3 separate regions of the Homo sapiens genome follow, and regions 1 and 2 are each linked to region 3. A link is a contact called in ENCODE Hi-C or POLR2A ChIA-PET data. All regions are on one chromosome and are shown on one strand. Each heading gives the region's core, a stretch centred on a gene start or an enhancer-like site at or near the end of the contact. The rest is flanking DNA. Distances are from core to core; before and after follow the strand shown.

The links. Hi-C counts contacts between places; a loop is a spot of excess contacts on that map. ChIA-PET counts read pairs that join two places held with the same protein, here RNA polymerase II (POLR2A). Pooled maps may share reads with other maps.
Region 1: a pooled map shows a loop between it and region 3 (7-fold over the local background). The contact joins the promoter of PREX1 here to the promoter of SLC9A8 in region 3. A Hi-C loop is called at or near these places in 1 of 168 maps with a recorded cell type or tissue (B cell) and 5 of 50 pooled maps. POLR2A ChIA-PET finds 5 or more read pairs at or near these places in 1 of 52 experiments (activated T-cell).
Region 2: a pooled map shows a loop between it and region 3 (4-fold over the local background). The contact joins the enhancer-like site here to the promoter of SLC9A8 in region 3. A Hi-C loop is called at or near these places in 1 of 168 maps with a recorded cell type or tissue (B cell), 1 of 37 single-sample maps with no recorded cell type and 5 of 50 pooled maps.

What each region holds. Positions count from the first base shown.
Region 1 is chr20:48,826,605-48,829,667 of GRCh38, reverse strand. It overlaps PREX1 (phosphatidylinositol-3,4,5-trisphosphate dependent Rac exchange factor 1), which reads left to right and starts at 1,669. Exons shown (of 40, transcript NM_020820.4): 1 at 1,669-2,026. The coding sequence starts at 1,808. RefSeq lists silencers at 1,016-1,695, 2,106-2,175.
Region 2 is chr20:50,337,308-50,340,007 of GRCh38, reverse strand. No RefSeq gene overlaps it. Among named protein-coding and RNA genes, the nearest start is that of LINC01271, 17 kb to the right of the region's middle. RefSeq lists an enhancer at 695-894. Within about 2 kb of position 1,372, at least 14 of the 41 ENCODE cell types and tissues checked have a DNase peak (open chromatin) inside an H3K27ac peak, as active enhancers do; they include B cell, where a contact is called at or near this core.
Region 3 is chr20:49,811,515-49,814,214 of GRCh38, reverse strand. It overlaps SLC9A8 (solute carrier family 9 member A8), which reads right to left and starts at 1,387. Exons shown (of 16, transcript NM_015266.3): 1 at 1,267-1,387. The coding sequence starts at 1,292. RefSeq lists a silencer at 1,139-1,418 and an enhancer at 1,569-1,708.

The DNA.
Region 1 (3,063 bases), core at 420-2,919, 980 kb after region 3:
ATACTCCAGAGGCCTTTATTAGGAATAAAAATATAAATAAAAAACCAGCTACCTTTGGACACAATTGACTCCACTACCCAAGCGTGACAGGCTCACCTATCTCATGTCCTTTACTCCCTGCCCAGGGGAACTTCACTCAGCCCAAGGCCCAGATCAAATGCTACCTTGCCCATGATCCCAAAGAAAGAAGTCAGAGAGGGCAGAAGCCACCCCATTCTCTCCCTGTGTCCTTAGGCACTTACAGTATTGAGAGGCCAATGGGAGGAAAATCCTAGGCTTTTGGAACAGGAATAAATAAGCAATGTTTCTGTCCATAAAATGACTACAGTCTAGAGGCGGATACTATGTGGATCACTTTATCCCCTGCAGAGACGATACAATCTCTGGTCCGGAAACACGGGTGATTAGGGATTGTATGGGCCATTTGAGAGTGGGGCCAGGCTTAGAGGGCCGTTCACACATGCAATAATAGTAAGAACAAACATTTACAGAGAACTTTCTAGGTGTTGGGCTTCACACATGCAATAATAGTAAGAACAAACATTTACAGAGAACTTTCTAGGTGCTAAGTACTTCCCATGGAACCCCGGGGAGGACCTTGGAGCTAGGTACCATGATCGTTCCCGTTATACTGATGAAAACACTGAGGATCTTGAAGCAAGGAAACCAGCCCAAGGCCACCCGGCCAGCAAGTGGGGAGCTAGGATTTGAACCTGAGCAGCTGACTCTAGGCCCCAGAACTTCCTCCCCTCTCCATACCTTCCGATAAGGCGGGTGATGATCAACATTGCCCAGAGCAACCTGACAAGAAGCTGGGTTTCCCAAGGCCTTATCCCATGGGGTGGGTGGATGGAAGGGGGAGCAGGCAGGGTACCTGCCACTTGATCAATAACTCAAGAGCAGGTAATAATTTCTTCTGGGAAAGGTGGAAAGGGCAGGGTCAGGGGGCAAAGAAGTTCAGAAAGAAAAGGAAGGAAGGAAAGAGAGAGATGGGAAAGGAAACGGGAAAGAGAAAAGTGAGAGCGAGCGCGCGCCACGCATGTTCCTTCCCAAGGTCGTGGTAGCACCGAGGGCACCGCGAGGGCCCGGCGTTCCCGGGAGGGGCCGTCACTGCCCAGAGAGGGGCCGTCACTGCCCAGGCAGCGGTCGCCCCTGACTTCCCGGGGCCGCGGAGGCGCGCGTGGCGGGGCTGGCTTGCCCCCGAGCGGCTCCGCAGCGAGCTTTCCCAGCCCGGTGTTTACTTGGCCCGAGCAGCGGCCGGACCTGCAAGCAGGAGCCTGCGCGCGGCGGGTGTCGCGTGTGCCGGGTGGGAGTGGCGTAGCCCGCGGTGACTGCGGGTTGGGGGGGCGCCACGCGTCCGGGCGCGGAGTTGGTACGCTCGGTTCGGCGTGCGCGCGGCCTCGGACTCCCGGCTCCGCGGGGCCCTTCCGGAGGCTCCCGCCCGACCCCCGAGCTTCCGACGGAGGCGCCGAGCGCCGCGCCGCGTCCCCAGGGGCCCCGTGCACGCGCAGAGCGCCTCTGCGGCCGAGCGCGGCGTGGCACTTGGCAGACGGTCCCTGGCGCGGGGGCGGGGGGCCAGCCGTCTGGGAGCCCCGAGGGCCGCCCCCTCCCGCCCCTCGCCCGGCCCCCGCGCGCTGCCTCCGCCCCCGGCCCAGCCGCCCGGCCCCCAGTCCCGCCCGCCGCGCCGGGAGCCCGGCCCGCCGCTGAGCCCGGCCCGCCGGCGCGCCCCGTCCGGGATGGGGCGCCTGGACGCCTGAGTTGCCGCTCGGCGCGACGGAAGGAGCCGGCGCCGCGCGGCCGCGCTAGAATGGAGGCGCCCAGCGGCAGCGAGCCCGGCGGCGACGGGGCCGGGGACTGCGCCCACCCGGACCCCCGGGCCCCTGGCGCCGCGGCGCCCAGCTCCGGCCCCGGCCCGTGCGCGGCCGCCCGGGAGTCCGAGCGCCAGCTGCGCCTCCGCCTCTGCGTCCTCAACGAGATCTTGGGCACCGAGAGGGACTACGTGGGCACCTTGCGCTTCTTGCAGTCGGTGAGTGTCGCTCGGGAGCTTGGGGACAGCTTTCCCTCCAGCCGCTCGCCCCGCTGCGGTCCCCACAACCTGTGGCCGTGGTCCCCGTGGGTGGAGAATTGCCTCGGGGGCGCCCCGCAGGGCGCGCGGAAAGCGGGGGGGATCCGAGCTCCTCCAGAGCTGTCGCGTCGCCTCCCTCCCTGGCCGGCGCACGGTCCTGCTCCGACCGGGGCTCTCCCGCACTCCACTTCCCCGCGGCGCGCGCTGCCCTTTTGTCTTTTCTTCCCCGTCCCCGCCTTTCAAATAGTTTTAAAATTAGTTACATCCGCGATGCAGGGGCTTGGGGACCCCGGCGGCGCCGGGAGCTGGCGCTCCTGCGTCTTTTTCCCAGGAATAACTACGCGCCCGGTGCACCACTCATCTAGGACATACCGTAGGAGCCCCAGAGCCCAACGTCCCTGCGCGTTGATGGAGTAGGATAAAACCTGAAGCTCAGAGGAGGGGCGGGGATTGACAGAACCCCAGGGTAGAATCCCCCATGCACAGGTTTTTGCTGGAGTTCGGGGAGAGTGGGTTTCGAACTCAAAACTCGGCAGTCCAGGCTCCCTAACTGCATCCACCCCCACCAACTCCCCATCTCCAAGTGCAAAACCACGGCCTCAGACTTTGTAAAATAACAACCGACCACTTACTATGTGCCAGACACCTTACATGTGTCATTAATTAGCAGGTTTAACCTTCACAGGCGGTCTATGAAGTAGGGACGAGTATTTCCCCCATTTTTAATTAAAAAAATTTTTTTTTGAGACGGAGTCTCCCTCAGTCACCCAGGCTGGAGTACAGTGGCGCAATCTCGGTTCACTGCAACCTCCGCCTCCCGGGTTCAAGCAATTCTCTTGCCTCAGCCTCCCGAGTAGCTGGGATTACAGGCACGCGCCAGCCACCACGGCCGACTAATTTTTGTATTTTTATCAGAGAGGGGATTTCACCATGTTGGCCATGCTGGTCTTGGACTCCTGGCCTCAAGTGATCCGCCGACCTCGGCCTCCAAAGTGCAG
Region 2 (2,700 bases), core at 123-2,622, 530 kb before region 3:
TGAGGCTGTAGTGAGATGTGTTGGCACCACTGCACTCCAGCCTGGGTGACAAAGTGAGACCCTGTCTTAAAAAAAAAAAAAAAAAAAGAGACAGAGAGAGAGAGATGAGGTTATAAGGGAAGCATGGGAAAGATCTTGTAGGGCCTGGTAGGCCACAGAGATCTTTGACTTTCTGCCAAGTGAGGTGGGAGCCGTGGGAGGGTTTTGAGCACAGGAAGGTCATGTCCTGACCTCCTATACTCATCCTCATCTTAAAGGTGAGGAAACTGAGTCTCAGAGAGGTGAAGTTACCCACCCAAGGTCACACAGCCAGCAAGTGGCAGAGCTGGAGTTTGCCCCCACATCCCTGTGGCTCCCAAAGCCAGCCTCTTCCCATCCCATCAGCTGCCTCTGTGTCTGGCGTGAGTCAGGAGGCTGGATTGCTGGGAGGGGGAGAGCTTTTTAGAGCTGCTTTTTGGAGCCTCCTGGCTCTGCCTGGCACATCCCCTCCTTCCCCACCCATGCCTTCTCCCTTGCCCTCAGCCACCCCCAGCTGCCTGCGGTGAGTGCCTAACATTTAAGGCTATCCCCTCCCAAGTGCAGATTGGATTTTTTTCTTTCCATAAGTCCCCATTATGCCCCAGTAGACTGGATTTTGGGCAATAGAAAAAACGAGCCTAAAGAACTCCAGCGCTAATTGGGGGTGACAGGCAGGGGCTCGGGGCCTCTGGAGCAGCCTGGCTCTGTCTCTAATTTGCAGAGTGGCCAGGGTAAGTCCCTGGCTTCCAAAGTCATGCTTGTTTGAAGGACAATCACTTTCTTTTTCTTGTAAAAGGAAGATAAATTGTCAGCCTGTCGGTTTCATTATGAGCTCGTCCGCTGTCTTTCCAGTAACTGAGGGCGAGAGGCTGAGCCGCTGCCCAGAGGCTGCCTGTGAGGCCTTGGGGGCTGTGGTTGATGCCACCTGGCCTCCTTCGCATCACCTCCCTCTCAACACCCCTCCCACCCCCTCCAATAATTGTGGTATTTGGTTTTCCCTCAACACCAAATGTGAAACTCTCCTGGAGGGAGTGCAAAAGGAAGTCTGTGAATCTCTGAACTGTGGTTGAATGAAGGTATTCTTAGGCGCCTGCTTGCAAGGATGGTGAACTTCTGGTGCTAAAAGCAGAATTGCTTTTCAGTAAATGTTATTACTCAAAAGGAAGTTGTTACCACCACAGCCACCTCGAGCCTCTTCCAACTGCCACTCTGTCTGCCAGGCCAAGTGGGGAAAGGGTCTCTCAGTGGCTCCCAATGACCCCATCCAGCCCCCAGGGGAAGGTCTTGCTATCTCAGCTGACCCTGGAGGCCTGAAGCTGAAGTGCAAACAACCACAGTCTGCCTAGGCAGAGTATCTCAAGGTAGGGGCTGTTTGCTGACTCAGCATTTAAAAGTCCCAAAGCTTGAGTGATCTTGGCTGAGCTGGGCTGGAGCTACAGGTGGGGTTGGGGGCACACAAGAAAGCTGCCCGTTGGCTGCAAGGTTGGCTGTTTTTTGAGAGCTGTTGTCCATCTTGGCAATGCACCTTGCCTAACCCCTATTTCCTCTTCTCTAAAATGGAAAGGTGATCATACCTCAATGGAAAGAGCTAGCATATTGATTACTCTAGTAGATACTTAATAAGTGGTGAGGTTATTATCAACAGTGAAAATGATTCTGGATTTAAATCAGACAGACCAGGGCTCAGATCTCAGCTCTGCCACCTACTAGTTGCACAACCTTGGACAAGTCCATTCCCCTCACCAAGTCTCGGTTTTCTCTGGATCACGCAGGAGTGATTATAGCACCTACTGCTCAAAGTTGTTGGGAGAATTCCGTGAGCTGCAGCACGTAAGTCACAAGGCACACAATAGGTATGCAGTAGGCATGGGTTCCACTCCTGCTCCATTTTGCCTTACAGAGGATCACCCCCCAGGCTGTGTCCCCACCTGAGCAGTCCCAACCACAGGCTCCAGGTGGAGAGACACCCATGAAAGTTTGCACCCACCGGGGTCCAGAGGGCAGACAAGAAGCGACCAGGCCAAACTCAGGGGAGTGGAATGGACCACTCAGCAGACACTTCCCTGCAAGAAAGAAGTCAAAACAAACCCCCTGGCTGGTGAGACATGATCCCAATCTAGAGCTCTCAGAGGATGCTCTCGGGTCCAATCCTCTGCCTGCCTCTACCTGTAGCCTTTTCTACAGCCCGGAAAAGTGGCAATTTCATTTACTGGGCAGCCACTGCAAGTGAGCATTGTGCTCTGCATGTCTCATGAATCACGTCATCGTGTCCCCCCAGCAACCCCACGAGACAGTTCCTCTCATTGCTCAGCACCTGCAGGTGTGGAAACTGAGGCCCAAGGAGGTGAAGGGACTGGTAGCTGAGATTTGAACCCAGCCCATCCCATTGTCAAGTCACACACATAATCACCGCACTACTTCCGTTATCTGAGAACAGTGTGTCTGTGTTACCAAAGATATAATTATATTTAGTAGTGTCTGGGTATAGAAAATTGTATAATATATTCTTTTTAAAATGTATTCTTTTGAGATTATTATAGATTTACATGCAGTTGTAAGAAATAAACAGAGAGAGTCCATATACCCTTTCCAGTTTCCCCCAATGTTAACAGTCACAATAAAGATATTGACAGTGATATAGTCAAGATACAGACATTTCTATCACCACGAGGATCCCTCATT
Region 3 (2,700 bases), core at 138-2,637:
AGAATCAAGCTGAAAACCCAAACTTGAAATCGCTGGGCTATATTGCCTCTTTTATTTTGTGCTGCTGAGGCTGTTTAGTGTCTGGGATGGAGCAGCTGCTCAATAAATAACTGATTACATGAAATGACCCCCACATGGCCAAGAAATATATTTGAAAAGTTATCAGGTGAAGGACTCCAGTATCAATGAAGGGGTTCCTTATTCATCTTCACATACTCATTCCACAAACAGTGATAGGGCATCTACAATCTGCAACAGACTCTGCCCTGCAGGTATGGAGATGACTTTTGGACTTGCCCAAAAGTACCTGGAGGACACAGCCCGTCCTTCCCCATCTCCCCTTGTCCAGCTAACCCCCTTCCTCTCTACACACCAGCCATGCTGCCTGTCACTCAAAAGCACTAAACTCTTTCTTGAGCCAGGCCTTTTGAACCTGATGTTATTTCTCCTATCCCTCATTCTGGTCATTCAAGTTTCTGCTGAATGTCACTTTTTCCTGAGTGGACTCCCCAACCTTAACTCTATTTTGCTTCCTTCAGAACACTTAACCCATTCATGCCAGAGGTTGCAATTTTTAGAACTGCAGACGTGAGAAAAATCAGACCTTGGCGATGACCTTGAGCAGTAGGATATAAATAACTCCCACATGCTTAGCGTTCCAATAATGGAACACTAGGCACAAATAACGTTAATTAATCACGATCTGAAACCACCTTGACTAATTATGGTCTTCTTTTCCCACTAGAATGGAAGCTCCCAGAGAGCGGCTCCTGGTCGGCCTCCTTTCCTACCACCTGCCCAGGGCCTGGAATTGAGTAGATGGCTAACAGTTAATGACTAAATGAAACTTAGTGAAGGAGAAAGACATGAAAACTGATCGTTATACAGGAGGCGACTGGCTACGTAGGAGGTGGGTGTGGAGAACCCGGACGACTTCCTGGAGGAGGCGGAAGAGGGCTCAGTAACCATGAGATTACCGAAAACTGGGAAAGTAAATATGGTTTGTATTTTCCGCAAGACAGCTCTCCGGGCCTGCGCTGGGCAGTAGATTCCCAGCTCGAGGGACCGATCTCCAGGGGAAAGCAAGGCCCACCTGGGCCCAGGCCCGCCCATCCCGCCCTCCTCGTAGGCACCGGCTTGGTCAGTCCTGGCCAACCAGCAAAAGAAGCTCCGCCTTCCGGGGCCGGAGGGCGGCCTGAGGCGCTCGCTGTCACCCGCCGGGGCCCAGCCCCGCCGCCTCCGCCGCCCGGGAAAAAGCCCACTCACTCCTCTTCCGCCATCTTCTCCCCCATCCTGCGGAGCTTCCAGGACCACCGAGTTCGGAGCCGCGGGGCTAGCAGGACCCGCTTTTGCTTCCGGCTTCCGCTGGAGGCGCGGGCGGGCGAGCGGGAGGCGGGGCCTCGGCCGCGCGAGGGCGGCCCTCTGTCCCTCCGTCTCAGTGGCCCGAGGGTGGGAGAAAGCGCGTGGGAGGATTGCTTCTTAGTCTCTCCCGGGGCTTTCGGGACGCTTGTCCGGCCTGGGCCACATGACCACCTGGGACCGAGAGATTCCGGCTTTTCCCCATCACAGGGCGGGGACGTTTTGGGGAAACTCCTCTGAGGTCACTGTGACTCACCCTGAGGGCAAGCAAGCACCCTCCACCCAGTGCCCTCGACTTCGCTGTGCTAAAAGAGTTTGAAAAAGGATGCCCAGCCTGCAGCCTAAGCGGAGAGACCCCAGGGGGACACTTCCCCACCCGAGCCTTAGTTTCCTTCGGCTGTGGAGAGGAATAACCGCCTGGACTTGGCAGGACTGTGCAGCATTCCATCTGTAAACATGTGTTGAGTTCAGACTATATGCCTAGCGTTAAAAAGGATGCTGATGATCTAGGGGTGGACCATTCATTAAGGGGTTCATTGATTCACCACATGCTTAGTAGATGCTTCTATGTGCCTAGCAGTGACCGGTGGGGTGGGGATGCAGGGAGGAACAAGGTGAGGTGAGAGGGGTAGGTGAGACCCCCATCGGGAGGACTGGGGCTGAGGACTTTGAACTTTATTGGCCGCTTCTGTTGCTACCTCCCTTCCTGATCCAAGGCACTCTATCTCATCTGGATAATTGCAACGGCTCCATTCAGGGTCTCTGACTCACCCCTGTTCCTTACGGACTTCCACACAGCAGCTTAACTCATCACTCCTCTGCTTAGACCCTCCAATGGCTTCCAATCTCCAGAGAAAAAAAAAACGTGGGGAATGTACAGGACTCAATCCTGCCCCCTTTTCCCCTCTGAAGTGTGTGGGAGGGGGGCATGGGGCTCTATATCTCCCCTCCCACACACTTTGACTTTCCACTATTGTCCCAGACTCACCAGGAATACTTCCACCGTTGCACTTACTGAGCCTTTATCTAGAATGCTCTTCTTCTGGGTAGCTCTTTGGCTCCCACCTCTCCTACGTTTGGCCTTTTATTTAACCCTTATCTTGTGTGTTAGACCTCCTTGACCACCCTACTTAAAATCCAAGGCCCCCCGCCTTCCCTAAACTATTTTTCCACATGACACCTAACCTACCATATGTTTTACTCATACACTTGTTTGTTAACCATCTCCCTCCATGAGAACGGAAGCTTCATGAATGCAGAAATTTTTGTCTGTTTTGTTCTCCATTTTATCTGCAATGCCTACAACAGTACCTGGCACATAGTAGACACTCAATAATAAAT